Linked DNA regions of Homo sapiens: region 1 is linked to region 2. Evidence: read pairs that join two places in POLR2A ChIA-PET (ENCODE). Cell type or tissue: CD4-positive, alpha-beta T cell. All regions are shown on one strand.

Evidence for each region. ChIA-PET counts read pairs that join two places held together with the same protein. Peaks named below come from ENCODE experiments on the same cell type or tissue, not always from the same donor. Only the 100,000 strongest peaks of a DNase experiment are listed, where the experiment ranks them.
Region 1: POLR2A ChIA-PET joins it to region 2 with 8 read pairs; 2 of 35 experiments call an interaction of 5 or more read pairs at or near these places.

What each region holds. Positions count from the first base shown.
Region 1 is chr3:197,849,778-197,852,277 of GRCh38, reverse strand. The region is part of intron 12 of LRCH3 (leucine rich repeats and calponin homology domain containing 3); the gene reads right to left. It overlaps LOC105374310 (a long non-coding RNA gene), which reads left to right. Exons shown (of 3, transcript XR_001741090.2): 1 at 1-1,066. It also overlaps the pseudogene RPL17P18. Among named protein-coding and RNA genes, the nearest start is that of LRCH3, 60 kb to the right of the region's middle. In CD4-positive, alpha-beta T cell, no CTCF peak of the experiment used is centred here; no DNase peak of the experiment used is centred here.
Region 2 is chr3:196,873,962-196,876,461 of GRCh38, reverse strand. The region is part of intron 1 of SENP5 (SUMO specific peptidase 5); the gene reads right to left. Among named protein-coding and RNA genes, the nearest start is that of SENP5, 7.3 kb to the right of the region's middle. In CD4-positive, alpha-beta T cell, no CTCF peak of the experiment used is centred here; no DNase peak of the experiment used is centred here.

The sequences.
Region 1 (2,500 bases), 980 kb before region 2:
CTAGAAGCAAATCTCAGGTTTGTGTTTTCAACTGTCTATGGAAACTCTCTACTTGGAAACCCCACTCCACCTCATATCTGACACATTCAAAAACAAACTCACAATGTCCCATACTAACTGGCTATTTTCTCCAACGTGTGATGTCTAATAATCTAATAATAACATTATAGCATTGGTGTGGTCCCTGCTTTACAACGTGCTCTACTGTATGTCACTGTGTACACAGTATTTCAGTGATTCTTCTACTGTGTGAGATAAAATATCATCATCATATTCATTTAGAGATGAGAAAATCGAGAAGAGAGGTTATGCGGCACGTGCAAGGTCTCCAAGTTCGTCAGCAGCATAACTGGTTTGGGCCTGCCTTCCGACTGCAAAGCCTGTGTTCTTTCCACAATGCTAGACCCTCATTTGAAACCATCTTTCAGCCTCCAAACCTTGCTTTGGGAGCTTCTTTTTTTTCACCCTCTTCAGTGATTTATTCACCATCTGTGATTTATTCACCATCTCTCTTATAGGTAATTCAGCAAATCCATTTTATTATAGTAATAGGGGATATAGCATCTACCATACTAGTATTAAGCATTAGGTATATCCATAATAATTCTGAGATAGTTAATATTTAATAGTTAAATATCACACACAGGAGGAACCTAACAGCATAAAATGGCTCAGTAGCTTTCTGAAAGTCAAGCGCACGGCAAGTGGCAAAGCTGGATTCAAATGCAGAGATTTCTGAATTTAGGCTCTTGTCACTGCAATACTGCCAACCCTTAGGACCTTTAGAAACCATCTGGTTTTTATGCCTTATTTTGCACCCTAGTCTAACTATTGCAATTTCCTTCTTCATTTTCCTCTTTCTAGTCTTTCTTCCTAACCAGTTCTAACGCAAGTCAATTAGTTTTTCAGAAGTCTCTCTCTTCTCATGTTTTTTCCTGCTTTGAAACTCAAGTGTTCTCTTTTACTTAATAGATCAAGATCCAACACTAATTTGACATTTAATCAAGACTCTCTACAAGTTGACTATCTCTTACTGGCTGTGTGACTTCTACGGAAGGCAAACTGAGTAAGTTAATTTATGCAAAACACATAGAACAGCACTTAAGATTCAGTGTTAACCATTATTACCGAGAGGCAGCATAGACTGTGCTCACAGAATAGGCTTCAGAGCCAACCTGCCTTGTTCTAATCACAGGATTTTAATCCTGCCACTTCCTGAGTATTTAATCTTAGTAAACTGTTATTCTCTCTGAGCGTGTTTCCTTGTTCATAAAAAGAAAAAATGGGCTCTTTCCCTAAGCAGCCTGAGGTAATCTGTGAAAAATGGTTCGCTATTCACTTGACCCGGAGAACCCCACGAAATCATGCAAATCAAGAGGTTCCAATCTTCGTGTTCACTTTAAGAACACTCGTGGAACTGCTCAGGCCACCAAGGGTATGCATATACGAAAAGCCACGAAGTATCTGAAAGATGTCACTTTACAGAAACAGCGTGTACCATTCCGACGTTACAATGATGGAGTTGGCAGGTGTGCGCAGGCCAAGCAGTGGGGCTGGACACAAGGTCGGTGGCCCAGAAAGAGTGCTGAATTTTTGCTGCACGTGCTTAAAAATGCAGAGAGTGATGCTGAACTTAAGGGTTCAGATGTAGATTCTCTGGTCATTGAGCATATCCAAGTGAACAAAGCACCTGAGATGTGCCGCCGGACCTACAGAGCTCATGGTCGGATTAACCCATACATGAGCTCTCCCTGCCACATTGAGATGATCCTTATGGAAAAGGAACAGATTGTTCCTAAACCAGAAGAGGAGGTTGCCCAGAAGAAAAAGATATCCCAGAAGAAACTGAAGAAACAAAAACTTACGGCACGGGAGTAAATTCAGCATTAAAATAAATGTAATTAAAAGGAAAAAAAAAAAAAAAAAGAAAAAATGGTACCTAAAGAGAGTTGGGAGAATTAAATGAGTAAATATATATAATGTACTTAAAATAGTGCCTACTACATAATAAGCATTCAATAAGTTTTAAGTACGATTATCATCATCTCAATAATTCATTTTTCCCATAAGTCTTCAATACAAACTCTCCAGGCCAGCTGGTGTTTCCTGCAAGTGCCATTATTTTAAATCTACAAATCACACAAGGCCATTCCCAGCTCCCATCCTGTTTAGATTTCCTCAGCCTAAAACGAACCCCCCTTTACACCATCATCCAGTCTTTTCTTCCTGGCTAAATCCTACCTACTCACTCTTCAGGGTCCCTATAATTTCTTTTTGAGGTCAATTCTGATGATACTTGTTCTCTAAGTCTTCTACTGTCTTGAATATAAAACTAGCACTTTCATTATAAGCTGCCTTATTTTCTGTTTTATTTGTGTTTATTTCCCTGATAAGGTCTAAGCTGTGCCTGGTGGGCAGGGCTTGTATTTTATGCATCTTTATATTCCTTGTACAACCAGCATTCCATAAAGGTCTATCAAGTCAAATGGACGAACCAAGT
Region 2 (2,500 bases):
ACTGCAAGCTCCGCCTCCCGGGTTCACGCCATTCTCCTGCCTCAGCCTAGCTGGGACTATAGACGCCCGCCACCAGGCCCGGCTAATTTTTTTTGTATTTTTAGTAGAGAAGGGGTTTCACTGTGTTAGCAAGGATAGTCTCGATCTCTTGACCTCATGATCCGCCTGCTGGAATTACAGGCGTGAGCCACAGCGCCTGGCCCATAAATACTTCTTAAGCTGTCTGAACCTAATTATTTAATAAATCAAACTGTTAAGCTTAGGGACATGTAAAAAATATATTAAGGAGGGTGTAAACAGAGAAAGTTTGGGAACCTCTAGTTTAGAATATCATATTTTACTTTATCAGTGGAAAAATCACTTCTATATAAACAAACTTCTTAATATGAAATAAACATGTAATTCAAATAAACGCTTACTATGGTATACTGCCAATATTGGCCAGGCATGGTGGCTTATGCCTGTAATCCCAGCACTTTGGGAGGCAGAGGTGGAGTATCGCTTGAGCCCAGGATTTCAAGATCACCTGCCTGGGCAACACAGGGAGATCCTGTCTCCAAAAAAAATAGCCAAAAGTGGTGGTACATGCCTGTGTTCCCATCTACTCAGGAGGGTGAGGTGGAAGGATCGCTTGGGCATGGGAGGTCAAAGTTTCACTGAGCTATGATCACACCACTGTACTCTAGTTTGGGTGACAGAGCAAGACCCTGTCTCAAAAAAATAAAAAAATAAAATAAAAATTAAAAAAAGTCAAATTCAGGGTACAATGGAAATATCTGGCAAAAGGGTCAGGAAACACCTCTCTGAAGAAATTATTTTTTCTCTGAAGAAATTATTTTTCAGCTGAGACAAATGATGAGCAAGAGTTCCTAGGAAAGAGAGGGAATTCAGTATTTCAAGGAATGGAAAGAACTTCAGTAACACTTAGAGGCACGGAAGGGGTAGATGAGGAACAGAAGAGCTAAATTCACGATGCTGACACTTAACATAAGGTTGGTGTGAAGCCACTGAAAGACAAAGATCTGATTCATATTCTTGAAAAAAATCATTCTACCTGCAATGTGCAGAATGGCAAGGAGAAGGCCACAGCAGAAGAAACCCATTAGGAATCTGTTACAGGTAAATCAATGCAGATACAGTGGGACAGCTTCTTGGATTAAGAGAAAAACTGGGAGGATGTAGCAAAGTGAATCAATCTTCAGGACACAGAAATGACAGGACTTGTCATTTGTCAAAAGCCTATCTGTTGGGGGTAAATGTTCCAGTATCAGCTACTAGGTAGATAGTGGTATCACTGATACGAAACACAGACGGAGATCGATTAGGGGAAGGTTATACTGACTATGCCTTTAGTCTTTCACATGTTCAATTTGAGATGACCATTAGAAGTCCAAGTGGATATATACAGCTAGATATACAGTTCAAGAATTCTGAAAAGAGGACATCATGTGAATTCCAGTTTTCAGCTTAGAGTAACCAAAGCTATAGAAAATGATAAGATCACCTAGAAAGAATTTGTAAAAGGTAGAAGAGAATGAGAGAATGTACCCTAGGGCAATAGCCCAAGGAACTCTAGGAATTTTTTTTTTTTTCCCACTCTTGTTGCCCAGGCTGGAGTACAATGGCACGATCTCAGCTCACTGCAACCTCCGCCTCCCGGGTTCAAGCAATTCTCCTGCCTCAGGCTCCCAAGTGGCTGGGATTACAGGCATGCGCCACCACGCCCAGCCAATTTTGTATTTTTAGTAGAGACCGGGTTTCTCCATGTTGGTCAGGCTGGTCTCGACCTCTGACCTCAGGTGATCCACCCAACTCAGCCTCCCAAAGTGCTGGGATTACAGGTGTGCCCAGCTGGAACTCCAGGATTTAAGAAATAAAGAAAGACTAAGCAAAGGAAAGTGAAAAAAAATGACCAGGGAGATAAGGTCAAAAATCAGGTAAAGGTGGTATCAGCAAAGCTAGAACAGGTTTCTAAAAAGAGGGAAATGGTCAGTTAAAGGTTGTTGAGAAGTCGAGCAAGATAAGGATTAAAAGTGTTCACTGAATTCTCTTGACATTTGCAGGAGAAATTTTAGTACAATGGAAAGGACAAAAACCAAGGTGGAACAAAAAAGGCGATATATAAAAATTGTTCAAGAAGCCTGGGTAAAGCTCAAACATTTTTTTAGTGGAGATTCTTATACATGTTTAAATTCTGATGAAGCACTTTACTTCTGGATAAAGACTGCAGATTAAGCAGACACATTTTACCATCATTCCCTCTTAAAACTTCATTAAGAATAAAAAAATTGTCCTTTATCTTTTTTTTTTTTTAAAAAAAAAAGGTCTCATTCTGTCAGCCATGGCTCACTGAAGCCCCAAACTCCCAGGCTCAATCAAGTAATCCTCCTGACTTAGCCTTCTGAGTACCTAAGATTACAGGTGTGAGCCAATAAATTAATTTTTTAAAAGAAAAAACCAGCCAGGCACCATGGTGCATGTCTATAATCCCAGCTACTCA